Linked DNA regions of Mus musculus: region 2 is linked to region 1. Evidence: chromatin loops called from intact Hi-C (ENCODE). Cell type or tissue: heart. All regions are shown on one strand. Links, peaks and the distances in the headings refer to the core of each region. The heading gives the core; the rest is flanking DNA.

Evidence for each region. Hi-C counts contacts between places; a loop is a spot of excess contacts. Peaks named below come from ENCODE experiments on the same cell type or tissue, not always from the same donor. Only the 100,000 strongest peaks of a DNase experiment are listed, where the experiment ranks them.
Region 2: a loop joins it to region 1, with 2.2 times the contacts of the local background. A loop is called at or near these places in 18 of 42 quality-filtered maps.

The regions. Positions count from the first base shown.
Region 1 is chr11:69,322,043-69,326,426 of GRCm38, forward strand. It overlaps Cntrob (centrobin, centrosomal BRCA2 interacting protein), which reads right to left and starts at 1,831. Exons shown (of 19, transcript NM_172560.3): 1 at 648-1,831. The coding sequence starts at 920. It overlaps Trappc1 (trafficking protein particle complex 1), which reads left to right and starts at 1,944. Exons shown (of 5, transcript NM_001024206.2): 1 at 1,944-2,024; 2 at 2,116-2,214; 3 at 2,353-2,423; 4 at 2,782-2,920; 5 at 3,397-3,751. The coding sequence starts at 2,116. The coding sequence ends at 3,525. It overlaps Kcnab3 (potassium voltage-gated channel, shaker-related subfamily, beta member 3), which reads left to right and starts at 4,216. Exons shown (of 14, transcript NM_010599.4): 1 at 4,216-4,384. In heart, for the core only: no CTCF peak of the experiment used is centred there; DNase peaks (open chromatin) are centred at 819, 1,859 and 4,189; H3K4me3 peaks cover 3,229 bases; H3K27ac peaks cover 2,145 bases.
Region 2 is chr11:69,266,989-69,271,372 of GRCm38, forward strand. No RefSeq gene overlaps it. Among named protein-coding and RNA genes, the nearest start is that of Gm40039, 7.1 kb to the left of the region's middle. In heart, for the core only: CTCF peaks have their summits at 492 (motif pointing right) and 2,763 (motif pointing right); no DNase peak of the experiment used is centred there; H3K27ac peaks cover 537 bases; H3K27me3 peaks cover 1,021 bases.

The DNA.
Region 1 (4,384 bases), core at 275-4,274:
AAGGCACTCAAACCCGGCTTCACCTTGAACCCCAAACCCCAAATGTTTACAGAGGCCAGAAGGGGAGTAAGTGAATGAAGTAGCAGGTTTAAAACAAGGCTGGAGGGGGACTGCTGTCAACTGAGGAGCAGATGGCCTGTCTAAGCCTGGTGCAGCTGTGCCTACCGGATCCCACACTCTGGACTCTCGCCAGTCCGCACAGCAGGTATCCTTTCCTTTGGTACAACTATCTTCCTACACATGCATGTGCAGTGACTTGCATACCACAAAATCACAAGAATTTCGAGCTGACAGGATCTTCACGTGTGCTGCAGCTGTCCTTAAGTCTCCAGTTCTCACTTGGGTTCAAGAAACCTACTCCCCACTTCTAGGACACCAAGCTACTCTACAGGGGCAGGTGTCTGTCCAAACAAAAACATGCAAAAACAAAGCAAAACCCTAGGAACCGTCATAACTTCCCAAATTATAGGTTTATGCCATTCCCTCAAAAGTATCTTCTGTGAGAAAAAAGCATGAAAGCCCTGTGTGCTTGGAGGAGATCGTTTAAATCTAATTAATAGACGCAAGCCACAGCAAAGCTAACCTGAAAGCCCAGGAACCTAATGCTTTCTAACACCCGAGAGATCTCCAAGACGCACCTCTCTCACCTTTTTCTTCAAGTTGTTTTCCAATCCAACGGACAAGCTGCGACTCAGTTCTTGAGCCAAGCTGTCTAAGCCCTCGTTAGGAGGTGAGGAGGTGGGAGCTAGATACAGCTGGGCCCGGGCCGTGGCCTCAGCTTGGCGGCTGAGATGCAAAGAAGTATACAGTTGGGAGGTCACCTCGGAGGACACCTGGTTCAACCCAGGAGGCTCTGACGAATCGCTCAGGAGGTCCTCAGGTCGGAGAGGAGAACTGGGACTGGGGGCTGCTGTCGCCATGTACAGTGAAGAGACAACTGGACTCAGCAGGGGACTGGGAACTCCTGCCTCAGTTCTGAGAGGGGTCCAAACTTGTGGATAAGTTCACAAAGAAGAAAGATTTGGAAGGGAGGAAGACACTTTGGGTCCTCAACAAATGAGCTTTCTGGTTAGAGGAGTGTCCACTGACTCCAGAGACCATGGAGAGGGCAAACACATTCTTTCTCCCAACTCCTGGGAACGGTTAAAAGCGGATGTGCAAGGCAGAAAGTCAGGGGAATGGTCAGAAGACCTGCATGCAGGGAGACAGAACCGCTGCAGTTCCTTCCTCCTAACTAGGGTCCTGGAAATTGCAAATCAGTTTCGGCACGGGTTAACCATGGTTAGCTTTTTTTTTTCCCCACACTCAAAATGTGCAAACTGAAACAGACCTCAAACCAAAGCTGGCCCAATGTATGTCCCCCAATTGGTTTTAGTGAAGAAAGAGGCAAGACTTCAATGCCACAACACCCCCGTTTCGCCCTTTCTTCACCTGTCCCACCCAGAGTCGACTTCCTCGGATTTCCCCTCTAATCCTTCCTGATAAAAAAAAAGCCACAGCAGAGGTCCATAGAATTCCTCCCTATCCCACCCTAAGAAATCTCAATAAAAGGGGCGCGCGCGCGCACAGACATACACCCGGCAACCAGCCGCCTGGTATTCTCTACCGCAACCACCTGGCTCCGACTACTCTGAGCATGTCGGCCCTGGTTTCCCAAGATGAGGAGGACTGTCCCCCAAGCCCCATAACCTCCACAGAGAAAGACCAAAGGCCAACCTCCCTAGCGCGACACTAGCTTGCAAAACCGTTGGCAGCCTCCCGCCCACCGCTTGCAATCCCGCCTCCAACCGAATTACGTCACCCGCCCGCGAGACCAAGCTCCCCGCACATCACTGGGCTTCAGAGGCCCGGGAACGTGGGCACGCATGCGCGCGGCATCGGCGACCACGGATTGGCTTCAGGAGGGAGGCGGAGTCTAGTAAGACTATCGGGGCGGAGTTAAGGGTTCTTGAGGTTGCCGCTTACGACCCAGCTGGGCTTTATAAACCGGAAGTAGCTTGTCACCCTCTTTCAGAGCAATTCCGGTGAGTCCGGGGGTGGGGTTCCCACCTGGCTGAAGAATCAGGTTCTAGAGAGTTGGGTACCAGCCACTGAGCGAGGCTCTTTATCTTGCAGATGACTGTCCACAATCTGTACCTTTTTGACCGGAATGGAGTGTGTCTACACTACAGCGAGTGGCACCGCAAGAAGCAAGCAGGGATCCCTAAGGAAGAGGTGATCGGAGGGTCCCAGCGAATCCCCAAATGCACATAGTCCCAGTCCAGTCCTCTTCCTCCAAATCCCAAGTCCTTCCTATTCCCATCCTGTCCCCCCTCCATAACCGAGATCTAATTCTACCACCTCTCCCTCCAGGAGTACAAGCTGATGTATGGAATGCTCTTCTCCATTCGTTCGTTTGTCAGCAAGATGTCCCCGCTAGACATGTACGGTGGTTTTAGAGGGGTGTTGAAGGGAGGGCTAGCTAGCCAGCCTTGGGAACAGGAGATATTGTTTTGGAATGGAAGTGGCGTGTGGCCCCAAAGAGGGGAGGGTGTGTTTTAGAGAGGCTGAATCTGGATCGAGAATCTTGAAGCTGGCAGGAGCGGATACAGGAATGGTCTGAAAGTGGGGAGAGAGTGAAGGCAGTTGCAATTACATCGGGGGTGGGGATGACCGGAGGTGTTTTTACTCAATGAACCTGCTACAAACTATCTATATGAATAGGAAGGAGTTGACCTTGAGGGCATCACAAATATTTCTTTGGGAGTGATTTCACTCCTGTCTGAATACTCATTTCTGCAGGAAGGATGGCTTTCTGTCTTTCCAAACTAGCCGTTACAAACTCCATTACTACGAGACTCCCACTGGAATCAAGGTTGTCATGAATACTGACTTGGGCGTGGGCCCTATCCGAGATGTTCTACACCATATCTACAGTGCGGTCAGTGTCAGTAGAGGAACCCTTTTCCTCCTAGAGCCCTAGGAGTCCCTCGGGTTTTCTGCCCTTATCCTTCTGTATCACATCCCTGTTGAACTCAGTTTTCTCCAGAGCCTTTAGCTCCTTAAACAGTAATAGCTTCTCTAAGGGAGAGCTTGTGCAGGTTTTTGGGTTTTTTTTTTATAAATGATGTATTTCTTATTTTAATTATATGTATTGTGTAGAGGGTATGTGTGCACATGAGCACAAGTGTCTGTGGAGGACAGATCCTCTGGAGAATTACAGGCAGTTGTGAGCTGACCAACATGGGTGCTAGGCTCTGACTAACCTCTGCAAAAGCAGTAGTATGCTTTCTTAATTCCTGAGCTCTCTCCACCCCAACCCCACCCGTGTATTCTTATATTCTCGAGATTACACCATGTTTGAGATTGAAAATGAAAAGTGTCTCACATCAGGCTCACACACCCTCCTTTTCGCAGCTGTATGTGGAGTTTGTTGTGAAGAATCCTCTGTGCCCGCTGGGACAAACTGTGCAAAGTGAGCTCTTTCGATCCCGGCTAGACTCCTATGTCCGATCTTTGCCCTTCTTCTCTGCCAGAGCTGGCTGAAACATCTACCTCACCCCTCAGAAGAACCTGTGACTGCCTGGGCCCATCTCACTTGTTACATTGAGAGCCCTTCCATCTACCTGTCTCCGAGAGCTTTCCCCCGAAGGCCTACCACCCACTGCCTTCAAGTCATAAGAATGAAGCTCACAGGAGTCTACGCCAGTTTTATCCCTGCTTGACTCTGTGAGAAACACAGAATAAACTGAATAAACTTTTTGTCACCCTCTGCTGCCTGAGTGTGAGTTCCTGTGGCCCCTCCCAGTGTGACTCACACAAAAATGAGAACTAGGGTAGCCACACATCCCTGAAGCCTATAAAGAGGTTTTCCCAGCAGATTTCTCTCGAGCTGGATACTTTGTTGTGTTTTAGAATTTTAGCAGCAACCTTTGCTACCACTTGATAGATGTAGTACACACATCCTGTCTTACCTTTAGCTGTGACAATGTCTCCAAATCTAGTTTTCTCGGGGAACAAAAAACGCCCTCTCGAGTGCACACCACTGACCGGAATGAAAGCGGACACGATTCAAGTACAGAAAGTGAGAACCCCGTTCCTAAAACGGGATGTTCTGGGCAAGGCACACTGATTATTTAAGTTCTGGAGCTTCTGCAGGCGGAGCTTATGCAGATGAGCAGCGTGTTCTACTCAGAGGCAGGCGGCTCCATGCAGATGAAGGGGCGTGGCCTGAATGTTAATGAGCTGGGCTTGCTGCCGACGCGGCTGGGAGCACAGCGGTCCCGCAGCGGTTCCAGCTGAAGTGGCACCCGTCTTTTGCTACCCCTTGTTCCTGGGTAGCTATCCTTGAAGACCGTCCTCGACTTTTCTTTATCCTTACCCGTTTATCCTCCCAATCCCTTCA
Region 2 (4,384 bases), core at 267-4,266, 55 kb before region 1:
TTAAAAAGATACTGTTTATTCAATGTATATGAGTACACTGCAGCTGTCTTCAGACACACCAGAAGAGGGCATCAGACCCCATTACAGATGGTGGTAAGCCACCATGTAGTTGCTGGGAGTTGAACTCAGGACCTCTGGAGAAGCAATCAGTGCTTTTAACCACTGAGCCACCTCTCCAGCACTATTACTATTATTATTAACAACAGGGTCTCTCTATGTTGCCTAAGCTAATCTTGAACTCACAAGAGTTCCTTCTGCCTCTGAATGCTGGATTAAAGGTGTGCACTGTCATGCCCAGCCTAAGGTTTTTGTCTATTGTACTAAATTTAGTCATTTTATTTAATTTCTGGGTTTTTTGTTTGTTTGGTTGGTTGGTTGGTTTTTGGGTTTTGGAGGTGTTTTTGTTTTTTGTTTTCTGTTGTTTGGCTTTGTTTTGTTTTTAATTTACAAACAACGTGCCCTTGTAAAGATCTGCGTGACCACTAGAGGGGGAAACGACTCCAAGTTTAACAGAGGCAGCACCTCCCAACCTCGACCTTTCTCATCAAGTGTTAAGACTTTTCTTCTAGCCTCACTGTGTGTGACTGGGCACAAAGGCTTCTGCCCATACGGATTGCACACACTGGTGCCACAGCTCCCTCCTGGGTCCTGATGACCCTTCCCATGCCCTGTGAATACCTGGTAACTGAGCCGTGTGGGTCCTTCCTTTGCGGTCTCTGTACTTGGCTTGGACCCTGGGTGGTCAGGTCCTTTAGGAGTCTCTTCCTCGACCGCTCCTGCCTCTCGCTCAGACTCAGGGACTCTGAAGTCCATCTCATCCCCAGGCAGCTATCGACCGCCTGTCATGTCTGCTGCTTAAGCCACCGTTAGCCGGCTTCCTACACTTGACCTCTAATTGAATTTCCTTGGAAACTCAGTGACAAGATTGATTCCGCCTAATTGAGTCAGAGATGGACTCTGGGTGCCATTCATACTGTCCGTGTCTGCCTGGGGCTCTCTGGGCTGAGGCCCCCAGACTCTCACCATCTTCATCTCAGTAAGGAACCTTTTACTTTAAAGGATCCTGCGGCTCTTTTTGGGGGGAGGCAGGGATAGGGAGGCAGGCCTCAGTGATCAGAGGACAGGAGATGCTTGTTTCTAAATTTGCTTTGTGTTCTTGTTCAGGTGCAATTCTGAGGGAAACAAAACAACCCCAGACCAGAGCGGAAGTCCTGGCTTGCTCAAAAGCAAGTTCAGAGATGAGTACAATGTACAATGTCGTCTGGCTTCTAGGAAGTCGGCGACTTAAACTTTTCTTCTTCTCCTTCAGTGTTCCTGGTATGACTCAGTAACGCAAAGGCAAGTGAGGGAAATGTGGGGGCTGCTGGGCTGTCGATCGCACGGCACTAAGTTCCAGGTAGACAGCAGAGAGACGCTCTGGGTGCCGATGTGTGGTAGGGTGGTCACAGACTTTAACTACATATCCCGAAAAGCTAGAGAAAGAAGCGTGGGTTAACAACCGAGATCAAGAGCCCTTCCCCCACCCCTTGGGTTATTGGGATAAAGGTTAAAAATTGTCAGGAAAGAAAATGATGAAGTCTTTTACTGTGGGTCAAATCCTTGTCACAAGCACCCCGCACACATTCCCCCCCCCTTTCAAAAGATGAAATCTCTCTGGTGGGGTAAATGGGAGACCTTATTGATCGCTGTCAGACTTTTCCCAATGCCCTGCTGAAGCAGCAGCTGCCAAGGCCAAAGCCAAGCACCGATCCCAGGACCCACAGAGAGGAAGGCTGGAGCAGGAACCACAGAAGCCATCTCCTCAGTTCTTGAGTCCGCTGATACCGCGAGTGCTATCGCCACTTCTGCTGAAGGACCTGCGGCCATTTCCAGAGGCAGTGGGAGCTGACAATCAAGTCGCCTGAGTTATTTATCCTGCTGTGGCCACGGCAATCACTGACAGTGTTAAAAGCCCTTGTAGCTACCTGAGGGAGATTCAAAGCTGGACAATGACACTGGGAGGAGACTTTAAACCTGTTGCAGACATCCCACAGACACTTCCTTTCCATTGAGGGGAGCTAACATGGCTGTCTTGCCTACCACTCTAAGACTGGAGACTTTTGGGAGCCTCTGTCTACGCTGTGCCAGCTTCAGAGGACCCTCAGAGGACCAGATCCACTGCATCTTCAGATAGCCCCTCCTACAGGTGACAACCCAGTGAGGAAGAAGCCCCCATGACAGCTAGTAAAAGCACTGGCAGATGAAGGATGCTTCTCTAGCAGCCTGGGAGCCCTCCCTTCTATAAACTACCTAATTTCATCACAGAAGGGTTTTTCTAGTCATCTTTTGTCTTTATCACAGGTAGAACAGGTCAAACTAGTTGCATGAAGTACAGGCGATTCCTGGGGCGGCTAGTTCCAAGCACACTAGCACCCCGCCCCCAGAGGGGTACAGAAGAGCCCAGGCAAGAGCTGTGAGCAGAGACTTCCAAAAACAAGAGACTCCCGAAGACCAGAGGTAAGCCCTTGCCCCGGAAGCACTCATGGGTCCTGACAGCCATCAAGATGCTATCCAAAGCTGCAACACCAAGGACTGAGGGCCTAACAGAGCTAGAGTTACAGCACTGGCGAGCACGGAGCTGTAGCTCGATGAGAAAGGTGTTCTTAAACCCTCGGCATCTCCTTATAGATGCCGGCAGAACAGCTCCACAATTAAATGAAAGCAATCCTCTCCAAAGACAGTGACCATCTCACAGAGTAAAGAGAAACACTTCAGACACCTAGAACACCAGGGGGCGTATGTGAGGCGTTGGTTTCCTTTACCTGATACATCAGTCCTTCCGCAGACCAGTGTCCTCTGACTCAGTCCAGTTTTATCTGCAGATGGCATCAGATCCCGCAGGCGACTGACCCACCATACAGCATAGCTGAGCCTTCAGATTCACTGCCTGTAAATCCCCGAGAAGAAACGCTTACATAGAGAGAGAGACCCACTCACCGCAGAATCACAAGCAATGAGGATATCATGTGGTTTAAGATAAAGCAAAGTCTAACTACAGCAATCTGGAAGCCAGAAGGTGTGATTGATTAGCTAAGGATCCCATGCCTGAATCATGGTAACTGATTTAATATCATATACCAGGATCTGGGCATTTGTTTCATTCCCTAAATTTAAAATGACTTCCTATACCTCCCAGGCAGCTAGTTAGCTGGTTTAGGGCATCATCAAAGAAAATGAAGACGCTGAGTGTGATGGCACATGCCTGGGGCTCTAATACTGGAGATGGTCACACAGGCATCACAAATTTGAGGGCAGCCCACACTTCCTGAAGAGATTCTGTCAGAGGAAGAAGTGGAGGAGAAGGAGAGGAGGAGGAGGAGACAAAAAAAAAGTAAAGAGATAAAAGAACAGTAGAAAGTGGGGCTGGCTAACTCCATGCCAACCAGAAAACAACAGAGGAAGGGGAGGGCAATACCCCAGCTAGACACTATGTGCTAGCAAGGAAAGTCTCCATTACCAGGAGTGTTTACTTGTTTTTGACTTGTTGGCTAATGGGATCGCACAGACCTTCAAGAATCACAAACTATCACCAACCCTCTCATTTACCCCCCCCAAATATGACAGTAAGACCCTAATGATCAAATACACTGTATGAAATCTTTTTTTAAAAAAAATGTAAGAGTTGGAGAGTAGTTGGCTTAGTAGTTAAGAGCACGTGTAGGACCTGTGTTTAATTCCCAGCACCTACATGGTGTCTCACAACCATCTGTTAACTCCAGTTACAGGGAATCTCAGGTACACACACGGTACACATACATGCATGCAGGTAAGCACTCATACATTTAAAAAGGTATTTATGGGACTTAGCAATAAAATCATGGTGTTTTCCTAAAGGATAAAGAAAGAGGGATATCAATGGCAGACGCTCCGTCCGAGCTCACTGGTGCTGCACCTTGGTTCTCTGAGCATCCCCTAACACTTGTAAAACATGACAGCTTGCTTTCTTCCTTTTCTCTGATTATATCATTCTTCCTCCAACACGGAAGCTTTGTTAGAATTTTTAGAGCCAAGTTAAATAGGGGTGATGGTCCTTGTCGTGCCCATTTTAAAGAGGAATAATTCATGGTTCCCCATTAAGGGTAATTCTGACTTTTGCTTTTAAACAGTCTTTTTGTCATGTTAAAGAGACAACCTTTTATTGCTTCTAGGAAGCATTTGAATGAAGAATCCCCTTTGGGTATCCATGGAATTAACTGTGTGTATTTTTACAATAGTTTTCCAGGAGTATTATTGGTTATGCTCACACTTGAGCCTTTAGGAGTGAAAAAAAATAGAAATAGTAAAAAGTGTGTTCCTTTTAAAGTTCTGTTAAAGGGAGGCGAGATGGAAGGCAGTGGTATAAAGG